Regions from separate parts of the Mus musculus genome. Here regions 1 and 2 are each linked to region 3. A link is a contact called in ENCODE Hi-C or POLR2A ChIA-PET data. All regions are on one chromosome and are shown on one strand. Each heading gives the region's core, a stretch centred on a gene start or an enhancer-like site at or near the end of the contact. The rest is flanking DNA. Distances are from core to core; before and after follow the strand shown.

Region 1 (4,741 bases), core at 881-3,380, 52 kb before region 3:
GGATGGCAAGCATCCTCAATGCTTTCAGGGCAAACAGACTCCAAAGCATCATTCTGCAGTGGTGAGGGGACACAACGAAGAGCAGCTTTGATTACAGCTCCCATGGCAGGGTGCCACTGGCACATAGCAAAGCCCCCTAATTGACTGGAGACATGTCCCTTTGGCCCATGCTGGTCACTTACCTTCAGCTTGGGAACTTCCAGAATCCGCACATCATCTGTGACCGTCCCCACAACCACGGCAGTCTTGTTCTCGCGGCCAGGAAGCTTCATCTTTCGGATCTGATGGGGGCAAGCATGTTAAGTCTTTCTGTGCCAAGCTGTCACCGGGAAGACCAAACAGCCAAGACCTCCACTGGCTGAGGCCGACCTCCCCCCAGTGACAGGGCCCCAAGAGCTTGCCAGCTATGACTGATTGTTGAAATCTTTCTTTCCAACCCCAGAAGTGACCCAGGTCAGAGAAATCCCCAGGTAGAAAAAGACCAAAGCACAGAGGCCCGCATCCTCTGCTGGCCTTACCCCACCGCCCCCAAACATGTGAAGCGCCCTCTGGCTGACTACTAACCATGCGGGACAGGGACAGAGGTGGCCGGTTGGTTCGGCTCATGAACAACCTCTTCAGCACAACCTGATTGAAGGTGGAGTTGGTCCGTCTGGCCAGAAACCTGTACAGCTGCAAGGGAAAGGAAAAGATTGAGCATGGGACTGCCTGCGCCACCCCCAAGCCAGGACCCTTCCACAGCTCTCCCATCCCGCTCAACTCCTGGTGATGTGGGGGGTTGGGGCACTGTGTCCAGGCTCCCCCCTCTCCCCACCCCACTCACTTTGGGAGCTGTAAGATGGCGTAGCACCCCGGGCTTACCTTGACAAGCAGCCGCAGGTAGATGTCCTGGCTCTTGGGCTCCTTGCGCCGAACCTTTCGGTCCTTGTTGTGGCGAATGTCAACACCCTGAGGGAGGTGAACCACCATAGAGCCAATTGTCAGAACCACTGCCCTATATCTTTGATGATATCTATACCTGTTCGTACCTGTAACTTTTAGGCTACTTAGTCGACAATTCAAACCTCAAAGGATTCAAACTAGAGGAAGAAGACATGTCCCACCCCTGACAAGTTCACTTAACACACACAAGTGATGTTTTTGTCTCGGCTTGGGACCATTCCTCCCAGAGTCCAGAAACTCATTGAAACACTGTCTCGGTGTAAAAACTGAGCTGCACAAGACAAGCGGCTGCTGGCTCAGAGTCCCTTAGAGCTCAGCTCTTGCTTAGCATGTGAAGGCCCTGGTTCTGGGCCCAGTATGGATGAGAGTTCAGATCCCTGTAAAGATGTTAGCTTTTATTTATGTTCTCAAAACTAGCTCCCAATCTGAAAAACAGTCAAAAAGAAGCCAACAGTACATTCTAGACGTGGAGACGTGTTTGTGACAAAGCCTTACACTACGTCCTTCAAATCAACCCTAGAAAGACCAAGTGCTCGGGTTAATTTTATCCCCCACTCGTTTTCCAAGCTGTTAGCATCCTGAAGTAGTTACTGATACTAACAGCGGTTTCATTGCACCTTCAAGGCTCTTCATAAACGTCTTCCCAACATACAAGGCAGGGACAGGATTACTACACACCAAACACACTAGGAGCAGTGTTCCGGGAAGGACTGACGTACGCTTGTCCCCAAACCCGGCAACGTGTAGTGGCTCCGCTCATCGTAGCACTCAACTTCCCAATGGCAAGTTAAGAAACAGGGACACTGGGAGCAGCGGTCCCGCTTGGAAACGCAGCACTCGAAAGATTGGTGCGAGGGAGCGGCCGTGGGCTCGAGGCCGGACTGGACTCACTGGGAGCTGCAATCAGCCTGGCTCATGGAGCCAAACTTTGTAAGGAAGACGACGAGCCTCGGGAGGCTCCCGGGACCGGCCACCGGCTCCGGCAAGTTCTGATCGAAGGCCCTAGCCTGTCCCGCAGTTCCCCTTGGCACCGCCTGCACCCCTCCGTCGCGCTACGAGCGGGACTTGCTGAGGATGGCAGCGGATGGGCCACTCGGGGAGACCGCTCAGCGAGCTTACCATGATGGCGCCTCCTGCTCGGCCAGGTCCGGAAAGACGGAACCGCGCCGGAGTGGGCGGGGAAAGAGCGGCCTGCGAGACGCACTCGTGACGCAATGCGGGACACTCTATCCGGAACTGGCGTCTCTGTGGTGCACGGGTGACGTCACATGAGCGCGACGCGGAGCTCTACCACAATTTGGGTTTCTCGATGGTATGTGGGAGGACCGAGTAAACCGAGGCTTCCAGAACCAAAGAGAAGTCAGCCTGAGGAAAGGGCTGGGACCCGGAGCCTCTCTGGCCTTTCCCCGTCCCTGCTCTAACACTCTCCAGGGGTAAAGGGACCGGAGAATCAGAGACATGATCGGAGCTTGCTGGACGAGTCGCGTGGTGACTCTCTGGCCGCACGCCGACCGCTTCTCGGTGGCTCGCGGAGGACCCGGTGGGCTGTGTGTCGGAGGTGAGGCTTATCCCGCCCTGAAGAAAAAGCTCATCTCACACTTCCTTAAATTCTCGGCTGCCTTTTCCTTATGCTCAACTTACTAAACAGAACTGAAGTTCAGGAAATCCTACTAGATCTCTCACCCGAGACTTTCTTGCTGCTATTCAACCCATAATACCTTATTATTATTATTATTTAATATTTTGTGTTGAGCTTTTCCCCCTGCCCTTAAAGATGACCTCTTCTCGGATCTCTCCTTTGTTTTCGTCCTTAGGGACAGCCCTTTTTTTTTTCCCCCTTCCTAAACCAGACTGGTTGAACTGGCCCAACATTTTCGATGTACATATTGATGTGCAGAGAAGGCACGCAGAACTCCCGGTTTGGAAAGCGGGTAGATAACAAGCTCCAGAGAGACTGAAATAGAGACCATGACGGTGGTTGGAGGTGTGGAGGCCCGAGGGTGAGAAGGAAAAATGGTGAGGGAACCCCGGGCAGAAGGAGAGACAAAGATACAAAACTGAACAGTTGGCACCTCACCATTTAGTAAGCTAGTTCTAGTGCCAGCTCTGTCCCCCACTCACCCCCCCCCCCGCCCCTTAAGTCAAGGTTTCACAAAGTTGCCCCAGCTGGCTTTGACTCACTCTTCCTGCTTCAGCCTCCGAAGTAGCTGGGATCACCGTCTTTCAACACTTGGCCTGGCTCTGCCATTTAAAGTTGTGATCTTGGGTAAGTGATTTTCTGTTTTGCTTTTTTTTCCTTGTTTGGAAAAAGAGAGTGATGAAAAAGACTCCCTTTTAGGGTGTCTTCCCTGAAAGTGTCTTCACTCTTTTGGTATGGAGTACCTGAACTTGGGTAGTACAAGACAGGCCAGCTGGATGAGAGAAGCAGGCTCTGGGATACTGAGCCTGCAATGTGCCCTCCTCTTCAGAACCCCAACCTGGCCCTGCACAGGGAGTTAGCAAGACTCTTTACGAAAACCGCCTATACATACATGGCCTCCAGTTTGGGGCTCAAGCCCTGCTGTGACAGCAGAGGCCTGGGTGCCCACTGGACACCTAAATCCAAGGGGCAATGGAACCAGGTAAGGCTCTAGCTACAGAATAGGTTCTCAACCTGTGGGTCTGGGCCCTTTCACAGGGTCGTATATCAGCTATCCTGTATACCACATATTTACAGTTTGTAACAGTAGCAAAATTACAGTTATAGCAATGAAATGTTTGGGGATCACCACAACATAAGGAACTATATTAAAGGGTCCCAGCATCGTGAATGTTGAGAAGCACTGGTCTGAAGTCTGTGGTTGTCATACCAGGGGTGATAATGTCTGTCAGGGCCCTTCTGCCGCTGGCCCCAGACTTCCCCTGGGGGCAGGGTGAGCAGTCCTTTTCTCTCAGCTGGGCTTCTGAGGGCTCCGCAGGGCGAGGTCACTCAGTTTGGGTGAGTTAGCGTTTCCCCTTTCCTGTTCCCGTTTCAGCCTCTTTGGTCAGGGTTTTCGCGGCGCTCTGGCTGTATCCCGGGTTCTGCATCTCCCTGAGCTCCACCTCTTGGCATGTTATCTGGGGCGAATGCTGCTGTGGATGCGATGCAAGGGGTATTTGGCAATAAGCAGACTCCCTCCTCCTCTTATTTTTTGCCTAAGAAGTTTTGTCCCTGCCTTAACAGAGTGTAGGTTAGTGTGAGCACGCTTTGTCCAGCGTGTGAGAGGTACATTTAGACCAGCGTGTGAGAGGTACATTTAGACACCAGTGTTTGTGCGCACACACCCATACACCCGATTGTGTCTCCTGCCGCCCTTTCCTTGCCTGTCTCTGTCCACCTCTTTTTTTCCTGGCCCTCAGTTCCTTCCCAGCTCTGGGTTTCCAATGCTTTCCCTTACCTATGCTGCTTTCTGGGGCTGTCTTGTCACATGGTGGTTTCCTGGGATGTTAATCTCATTCTTCCTCCAGGAAGGCTGTCGTCCAAATCAGTTTGTAAGTCCATGAGCCTCCCGAGCCTGGTTCATTCCAGAATGGTCTCCACCTGTGTCGATCATTTTCTGGGGTTTGTTTGACACAAGGTGTCACGCGACTGGCTCTAAGAGCAGAGGCAGCTCTAGCACTTCCTGATGCTTGTGCCTCAGCCTCCCTAGTTTTTAAGATTACAGGACACCATCACACTCATCTCAGTTTCTATCTCTGTTACCAACGTTGGAGAGTTGGTTGAGGAACTCCTCCACACCCCTTTTTATTGACTCTGTTGGGAAGGGCTTGTTTTGACCTC
Region 2 (4,758 bases), core at 2,238-4,737, 49 kb after region 3:
TACACAGCTCCAAAAACATCAGATACAAGTATTGGCGATGTGGCCCTTTAATTCACAGCTCCCTCTCCAGCCTGTACAGGCCAACTTGGGAAAAAGTGCCCGGAAACTCCCTGAGAAGAATAGAAGTTGCTCTTGGAAGGGAATAAATACAGTTAGATTAAATGCTATCTGAGGAACCTTCCTCCATTCTTGAAAAGGCATCACACATACCCAATCTCAGCCAAACGTCCCATCCTTGTTTCAAGCCCGGGCTTCTGTAGGGGCATAGGCTGGGTTCGGGGTTCTGGGTTCTAGGTTCTGGAACACCTTCAGACCCTTTACCCTGGATCTTCTCAGAGCCAGATTTGGGGACTTTGTGGGCCCAGGGGTATGCCCTTCTTTTCTGTAGGCCTGGTTACCTCTAGAAAACAGATCCCAGATCCCCTAATAGCATCTTCAGAAGAAGAAACCTCCTTGATCCTAAATCCAAGATTAATCTGTGTTGTTCTTTAACTTTTGAGCTCTCTCTCTCTCTCTCTCTCTCTCTCTCTCTCTCTCTCTTGTAAAGTTCCTAGATCTTTTAGGAGACCCCGTGCCTCGAGACAGATGTGTCTCAACAGCGGCTCTCTCCTCCAGCCCACTTATAGCCATTTGCTCTTCCCATCCTAAATAAAAGTCTTTCAGGTTTCTCTGGGGCCAAGGAGTTGGACAGAATTCATATGTCCTCCAATTGTTCTCATCTCTCTAACAAGAGACTGGCTCCAGAAAGGCTCGAATCACTCCGTGCCTCCAGCATCACTCCGTGCTTCCAGCATCACTCCGTGCCTCCAGCAGCATCACTCCGTGCTTCCAGCATCACTCCGTGCCTCCAGCATCACTCCGTGCCTCCAGCAGCATCACTCTGTGCCTCTAGCATCACTCCGTGCCTCCAGCAGTGAGGAAGTACTGAGCTTTTGCATCTACCTTCATTAAATTCTTCACTGTCTGGAGTGTTGAGAGGGCCCTGCAGAGTGTTGCAAAGGGACTGGACCAGGTTCTCAGAAACAGCCTAGAATAACCCCAGAAATCCAGGAGACCAGTTGGTAAGTCTGGATTTTCTTCAGCCTCCCTAACCCAGAAACAGCTGCCCAGAGGTTCTAAGAAGACGAGCCAGAAGAGTCGGAAGAGACTGTGGCTTACAGTGCTGACTTGGGCTTCCCCTGCAATCAGAAAATGATATCCTGTTGAAGTGTCTGCAAAGCATTCCAGCATTTCCAGCAAGTTGATGTGCAAGTCTGGAAATGAGTACCCACAGCTCCAGGGCTACCACAGACATACACCAAAGCATAGAGACATGGATGGCTGACTTCTGATGAGTCAGACCAATCTAAAAAGACTGTCTGGCTTCCAGGGGTCAAATTGAGCCTGCAGCGGGGACAAGTCTGCATTGATGCCCACCCACTCAGGCAGGAAGGCAGCCTCAGGCCTGAAGATCTTCAGAAACTCCGAATCTGGCAGGGTGAAGTTTGCAAGGTAGACCGTGTCTCCACCAGCTAAGTAGGCAGCCCAGAAGCCAAAGGTGCCAATAGTCATGATGGTGTGGTTACACTGTGTGAGAAGTGCAAAGTCCTTCCCCGGTGTACCCTCCTGTCCATTGCCAGCGAAGACCACATCACCATGGGATGTGTCAATGTTCTCCAAACACCATTTCATGCCATTGCTGGTGACCACAAAGATGGGGTCTTTGTGTCGGGCCCGGAACCAGTCCATGGCTTGCTGGAGGTAAGCTCGGTCACCCACCACACCCTTCCAGCGATTGGGCATCACCTCCAGATAGTCTCCACGACGCACATGGACACCCACAAAGGTATGAGGGCGGATGCCCGCCGGGCCTATACGGAGCCCGCTCAACAGGTACTGGGCACCTTCCCGTAGATGGTTATGCAGAGTGAATTCCCTACGAATCTGTTCCCGAAGATGATGGAAAAAGGTCCAAGAGCAGGGGAAACCAGACAGCTTGAGAAATGGGTCCTCCAGATGGGAGTACTCCTCTGACATCCAGTCATGTAGGACTAAGTGCTGCCAAGGTGTGAGGCTGTCCACCTCAGGGTCCAGCACTGGCAGGGAGATTCGGAACACGGGGGCCAGGGCGGCATGCATCTCAGGTTGGATGAAGGCTTGGCGACCATTGAGCTGGGCTAGGGCCAGCAATGTAGCATACTGCCCCATCTGGTTACCAAACCTGCCTCCTGGGGTGATTGTCCAAGTCCCAGAGAGTGAGGAGGACTGCTCAGGACAGGAAGGGGAGCCATTAGATGTCTGCAATGGATGAGGTAGGCATACCATGGCCACTGGGGACTTCAGCAGGTGATAGTCTGAACACAGGACAGAGAGAGTTAGACCATTTCGAAAGAAGTTTCCTCCATTCAGGTGGAAAAAGAAGGAGCCGGCAGAGAGCACACAGACCAACAGAAATGCCAGGCAGAGCTGCCTCCGGCTGGGAGTCCACATAGCTATGGGGAGGAAAGACGAGTTAGAAGACACACAGATTAAGCCACCGAGTCTGAGTCTGGGACTCCTCAGGCTCTGAGATTTTCAGTGAGGTCAGGAGCTATGCAAATGAGTGGCTGCAAGACAGGAAGATCTGGGGGCCTTCTGGGAACCTCACAGCTCAACTACCTTCTGAGATGCACCTATATGTTGCGGGCACATTCTGCCTCCCAGGCAATAGCTGGGAGCCAGGGGAAAACCAGATAAAGAGAAGGGATTTTAGAACTGTAAAAGCAAGCCCCTGGATGTTGTATAACTTTTCCTGTGAGACAGGAACAAACATCAGTTTATCTTACATAAAGACCAGTTACATACTCAAGAACGATTCAGCCCATGTCCGGCTTAGTGAACTTATTGAGAGGGGTCACTTACAAAAGTTTGGGTGATTCCAAGGCAGCTACATAGTTAAAAAGCCTACTGCAAGTACAGGTGAGAGCTCACAAAAGCTGCATCCCGGAAGGAGGCCTGTGGATAGTTCCCTGAGTCCTTAAGATCCTTGCTCTGACAGAAGGGAAGGGATTTTTTTTTTTTTTTAAAGATTTATTTATTTATTATATGTAAGTACACTGTAGCTGTCTTCAGACACACCAGAAGAGGGAGTCAGATCTTGTTACGGATGGTTGTGAGCCACCATGTGGTTGCTGGGATTTGAACTCTGGACCTTTGGAAGAGCAGTCAGGTGCTCTTACCCACTGAGCCATCTCACCAGCCCAAGGGAAGGGATTCTTAATGGGGATAGGTTTGGGATAGCTTCCATGTTTTGAGGACGACGGGATAAGGGTTAGAGGAGCCTAAATACTCATCCCTGGGCGTCTGGCATCCCCAGTGCCAACTAACCTGAGCTCCTTGCTGGTGGTGCAAGCGAATTCTTTTTGCCTGAGCTTCCAGTTCTAAAATGTAGCCTTCATCGGCCGCGCTTGGAAGTCAGGAGCCCCGGCTCCGTAGCCCTCCGCTTCAAGCTTCCTTCCTGAAACTGACTGAAGGCTCAGAGACCGGTGGGGAGAGAGAGAGAAAGAGGGGCAGGGTTCCAAGGTGTACAGCCTCCGCCCTCCCGGCAGGGCAGGCAGCAGGAGGCGGAGACACATCCTACCTGGCGCTGCGCCCTCTCCTCCGCCCAGGTGGATGGGGCGCTGCGCCCCTGTCCCTTCTGGGTTCTCTGACTTGCACGATGGGCAGCCCAACTGGTACCCAGAAGCTGCCGTATCCTCTGTATGGACCCGGGGACTAGCACCCGGGCTGCAAGGCTGGAGCTGGGGAAGGGGGGAAGCGGGGCTCAGGTTCTATGCACGTTCCCATCTCCAGTGCCGTGACTTCTGCTTCCCTTAGCTAGATGCTCTGGGAGTAGCCACGCCCCAACGGAGCGAAGCCTGGCCACCTGCTTCTTCTTCGTACCCCGCCCGCTGCACTTTCCCAGGAGGATGGAGAACCTGTTTGCCAGCTGCCTCAACCCAAGTCTGAGCCTCTACTTGTAGCCGCCTACACATCACACTCCACAGGTTGTCTGCGCTCCAAGCCCCTCCTCTGTGGTGATCCTAAAGTCCGGGGCCCAGCTGTTACTTTTTAGATTGGTAAATACAGCAAATAACTTTTTTTCTGGCCAGAAGGAGGAAAGAGAGTGTTTTCAACATTCTTTTTAGACAGGCCTCTGAAGTGAGGCTGGAGACAAAGGTTCTCCCACGGTTCCTTCCGGAGCCCATTAATTAATCGCATGGAGTCGGGGCCTGAAGCCTCACCTTGACACCTTAAAAGACTCAGAAATTCCACTTGGCTAGCCCAAGATGAGATCATTTCTTCACACTGCAGAGTTCCAGGGCCACATCAGTTCTAAAGGTCCACTCCCCAGCCTCCTCCCCTTAGATGCTCCTTGGGACTTAGGGGTCAGTGCTCCAGTCTCACTCCCAAGAGTCCTTGCTCAGGGTTCCTCCTAGAAATCCAAACTCGGCCCCAGCGCCTTTGACTGCAGGAAACAACCCAGCTCTTCCCCTTCACCGAGCCTAATCCTCCCACCCCCCAAAGCATCTGGAGAGCACCTGTGCAGGACGCTGTCTGGTGAAAGAAGCACTAGGATTGCATCAGGGAGGACAGCAGCTGAGCACAAGGCCCGAATGCTAAGCAGGGGTTGGTGAGGGTGACTGGCCTGTGGCCAGCTGGGAGACTTCCACCTGCTGGGCTGAGGACTCCTCTTACACACTGCTGATACAGCTCTCCTGATGAAAGAAAGCCTCAGACACGCCCCCCCCCCAAAGCACC
Region 3 (4,278 bases), core at 1,753-4,252:
CAAAACATTAATTTTTATGATTTTTAACTATGTGCCTGCTGTGGCTATGTGCACCTGAGCGCACACACATAGAGGGGTGAGGAGTTGGATTCCCCTGAAGCTGGAGCTACGGAGCGGTGTGAACCACCTGAAGTCGGTGCTCGGAACTGAACCCTGGTCCTCCATAAGAGCCGTAAGTGCACGTATTGCTCTCCAATCCCTATTTTTATTATTTTAAATTACACGTACATATGTTTGTGTGTATGTTATGTACACATGAGTGCAGGTGCCTGTGAAGACCAGCAGAGGGCACCAGATCCTCTGTATCCTGAGTTCCAGTTGTGAGCAGCCCAATGTAAAAGCTGGTTACTGAACTGTGGTCATGTTCTTAATCCCCCGAGCCATCTTTTCAGGCCCTCCAGAAATTTTTTAAAATTAATTGTTTAGGTTACCGTCTAAAATAATTTTATACTTATATATTATTGCATTTGTTCCTGGGAGTTTTGTTTTTGTTTTTGTTTTGTTTTTGATTTTTTGCTTTGAGTTTGGTGTTAATTAATTAATTTTGTTTCATTTCTTTTTATTTTTTTGAGATAGGGTTTCTTTGTGTATTCCTAGCTGTAGGAACTTGCTAGGAATTCCTAGAACTTGCCTCAAACCTAGAGCTCCTCCTGGGTCTGCTTCCCCAGTGCTGGGGATAAAGGCGGGAGCCATCACTGCTGGGGATAAAAAGGCGGGTGCCATCACTGCTGGGGATAAAAAGGCGGGTGCCATCACTGCTGGAGATAAAAAGGCGGGTGCCATCACTGCTGGGGATAAAAAGGCGGGTGCCATCACTGCTGGGGATAAAGGCGGGAGCCATCATTGCTGGGCTAGGTTTTTGTTGTTTTAACATTTGTTCAATTGTATGGAGCTAGAGTTGCAGTTAAATCTGAGGCTGCCCTTGCCCACTCCAACACCCAAAATACACACTGGAAAGTGCACACAGGCCCTGTGCATAAGCAGAAAGAACTCTCAACTGCTGAGCCATCTCTCCATCACAGGATCATGGGGTTTTGAGACAGGGCCTCCCTCTGTAGCCCTGGTTTGCCTGGAACTCAGTATGGAAGGCTAGCCTCAAATTTGGTGTGTCTTACTGCACCTGCCACCTGAGTCTGTGCTTACAGGCCTGGGCCATTCATTATACCTTGGTGGACAGAAGTTTAAGAAAGAAAGGAAGGAAGGAAGGAAGGAAGGAAGGAAGGAAGGAAGGAAGGAAGGAAGAAACAAACTAGAATTGGGGGTGGTAACTTGGTGGTGATACAACCAATCAGCACAAATGGTGTACCATTCAATCCCTTGTAGCAAAAATAAAAATTGCAAATAGTAAAAAAATTGCTGGGTGTGGCTGTTGTAAGTTCGGCAGCCTGCCAGCCTGGTTTTGAGTAACTCATTGGCAGCAGCTTATGTCATCGCCATTGCCTGCCAAAGACAGGTGCAGCACATCTCCAGTATTAGAGCGCTGAGAGTTGCATAGCAACAGCGCCCCTCTAAAGGCGCGCGCGTGCGCGCGCGCACGCGCTCTCTCTCTCTCTCTGTTAGTTCTCTATGTCTCTCTCAGTATCTGTCTCTCTCTCTCATGTCCCCACTCCAAATTGGCCTTTTGCTCTCCCAGAGCAGAGGAAAGGTACCCTTTTTGTCACTTTATCCTAATATTGGTGGCACTTCTTTAATGCTAGCACTCAGGAGGCAAATGGATCGCTGGGAGTTTGAGATCAGTCTGGCCTACATACATAATGAGTTCTGGCACAGGCAGGGCTCTAGAGAGACCCTGTCTCAAAACAAACAAGCAAACACACAAAACAAACAATAACAGAACGTGAACAGAAGTGACAAGAACTGTTTTTTGTGTGGCCTTGGCCAAGCCTCAGCTTGCCTGGCTTCAGATGGCTGTGTGACTTCAAGGGAGTTACTTTCCCTCTCTGTACTTGGCTTTCTCCTGTGCACATAGATCTATTAAGCGTGCATAGTATTAGGGATGCACACTATATTCATCTTAGTACTTGAGAGGCAGAAACAGGTAGATCTTTGATTTCAAGGCCATCCAGGGTTACATAAGTTCCAGGCAAACCAGGGCTACATAGTGAGACCCTGTCTCAGAGCTAAAGAGAGTCAGCCATAGGGGGTGAGTGTATGGTTCATGAGGCCTGTACTCAATTTCCTACATACCAAAAGGGAAGGGGAAAAAAGAATCTTTGTATACTGTTGGCTCTCAAGTTCACTCATTTGGTGAAGCTGTGCTGAGCAAGCATGTGGACCAGAGTTCAATACCCAGACCAAGGAAAGCCCAGGGGTGAGGGAATGACTCAGCCCACAGAGGCTACACACATAAATAAAAATAAAATATTTCTTTAAAAAAAAAAAAAAAGAAAGAAAGAAAAGCTTCAGAACCAAAGAACCGAAGAGTTGGAATGTGTGCTGTGTGGGCCTGAGGACCCGAGTTCAATTCCCCGCACATGCACAAAAGAAGGTGAAGAAGAGAGTCAGTAAGATGGCTTCGCAGATGAAAGCACCTACCTCCCAAACCTGAAGTCGTGATGCTGTAATACTAGCTCTCCTGCAGTGAGGGGGGACAGAGAGAGGAGCGCCATGCAACAAAAGCCCTCAAGTCACCCAGCTTGAGATACACAACATGGCAGCCACAGAGGAGACTCCGACCAGGTCGGAATATGAGGACATCCAAAAGTAGAGTAGTCCTCAGGACTCCACACGTGTGCTCTTTTTTCCTTTTTTAAGTTGAAAAGCACCTGCTAACAGGGTAGACAGCCACACACACACACACACACACACACACACACGTGCACGCATGCATAAAAATCCAAAAAAGTGTTGTTGTTGTTGTTGTTGACAGAGGTTGAGGCTCTTGGGAATCTGCAGGAGAAGGCAGGGCTGGACTGTGTCAATTTCTTCAAACTGCCCCTCCTGGCTATCATCCCAGCAGGCACCTGAGAGGAAGCTAACCTTTGACTGCCTCCTCCGGGTCCAGCCTCTCTGGTTCTAGGATGTCAGCAGGTACACCCTGGGTGGAGTTTCTATCCAGGGCTGTGGTTAAACTCAGGAAGTTTCCTTGGTCCTGAACGAAGAGCCAAGCTGGAAGATACACACTGCCGTCCAGTCCGCAGAGCCACGCTGCGGTTCGTCCATTCCTAGGTCATTTCCCTGTTACCACAGCCAGAAGAGGTGAGTACAGGTGAGGAGGTTGGGGGCAGGTCCCCTGAATCCTGACGAGCCCTAGGGATCCAGGAACTGGATGCATTGGTCTCTGACCCCACCCCAGGGCTCTCTGGAAGGAGATGCCATTGCTGAGAAGAGACCCTGGTTCTCCCAGACTCTGGAGTCCCAGCCTCAAGTCCCCAGCTAGTTCCTTCAGGTCCTGAGTCCTCCAGATCCCGGGATCCCAGACCTTAGTTTTTCCAGTCCCTGGGTCTCCCAAGCTCCCGGCTCACCAGCCCTGTGTTCGCCCAGCACCCCCATAGCCCTACTCCCTGCACACCGACTACCATCCTGCCCTGCTGGTTGACCTCTTAACCCCAATCTCCGCTTCACCTCTCAGATCCTCAGCTCTCTCCCTGCTACTGATTCCAGTAACAAGAGTAGATGAAAGGCAGAATTGGGCTGGATGTAACCGGATTTTCCTGTTCCCGTATCCTTGGCTTCCATATCAGCCTAGGGGGCCCTCAGAAACCTGCAGCTGTCATGGGGGGCAGGGGGGGGGGAGGATCCCGATCCTCTGTTGGAGATTTCAATGTGGCAGCTACTCTGATAAACTGCCCTGAGACTCCTAATGCCAGTGTTCCTTGGCACAGGGACAGAACAGGAAGAAAGCGGTGCCAGTCACAGGAATGGCACTGATGGGGTGGAGCCAGCCATGTACCTGGCTCCTGTCTCTGAGCTGATGTGGAGGGGATGCTGGGGGCAGGGCGCTCTGGGTGGAAAAGGCAGTTCTGAGGACACAGGCTAGAAAGAGGTGAGTGCAGCGGCTTATGCTTGTCATACTAGTATTCAAGACGCTGAGGCAGGAGCATTGCTAAGTTAGGTATCAGCCTGGACTACATCGAGAGAGCTTCTCTCTCTGCTTCTAGGGAACTGGAGAAGGATTCTTCCTTCAAAGCTGGGACCTCTTTCCAGCATACCGCACCCCTCCAACAGAAGGTAAACTGAGGCTAGGCACATGGTAATTGATCTTCCTGACCACAGAGATCAAAGAGAGAGTCTAAGCTCCTCCCATTGCCTCCTCAGCCTTGGACTGGAGCCAAACTG

What was found. A loop is a pair of places that touch in the nucleus more often than their neighbours do. ChIA-PET counts read pairs that join two places held with the same protein, here RNA polymerase II (POLR2A).
Region 1: POLR2A ChIA-PET joins it to region 3 with 10 read pairs in embryonic stem cell. The contact joins the promoter of Rpl18 here to the promoter of Fut2 in region 3. POLR2A ChIA-PET finds 5 or more read pairs at or near these places in 4 of 5 experiments (Patski and embryonic stem cell).
Region 2: a loop to region 3 is called in a map of gastrocnemius, with 1.8 times the contacts of the local background. The contact joins the promoter of Fut1 here to the promoter of Fut2 in region 3. A Hi-C loop is called at or near these places in 7 of 37 maps with a recorded cell type or tissue (gastrocnemius, left cerebral cortex and mouse trophoblast stem cell). POLR2A ChIA-PET finds 5 or more read pairs at or near these places in 3 of 5 experiments (Patski and embryonic stem cell).

What each region holds. Positions count from the first base shown.
Region 1 is chr7:45,715,460-45,720,200 of GRCm38, reverse strand. Rpl18 (ribosomal protein L18) reads right to left here and starts at 2,130. Exons shown (of 6, transcript NM_009077.2): 1 at 2,062-2,130; 2 at 862-948; 3 at 565-672; 4 at 183-281. The coding sequence starts at 2,064. Sphk2 (sphingosine kinase 2) reads left to right here and starts at 2,199. Exons shown (of 7, transcript NM_203280.3): 1 at 2,199-2,500; 2 at 3,138-3,208.
Region 2 is chr7:45,616,335-45,621,092 of GRCm38, reverse strand. It overlaps Fut1 (fucosyltransferase 1), which reads right to left and starts at 3,487. Exons shown (of 2, transcript NM_008051.6): 1 at 3,346-3,487; 2 at 34-2,471. The coding sequence starts at 2,469. The coding sequence ends at 1,336. RefSeq lists a cis regulatory region at 4,535-4,540 and a promoter at 4,227-4,758.
Region 3 is chr7:45,665,118-45,669,395 of GRCm38, reverse strand. Fut2 (fucosyltransferase 2) reads left to right here and starts at 3,002. Exons shown (of 3, transcript NM_001271993.1): 1 at 3,002-3,198. It overlaps Gm39008 (a long non-coding RNA gene), which reads right to left. Exons shown (of 5, transcript XR_882068.2): 3 at 2,980-4,278.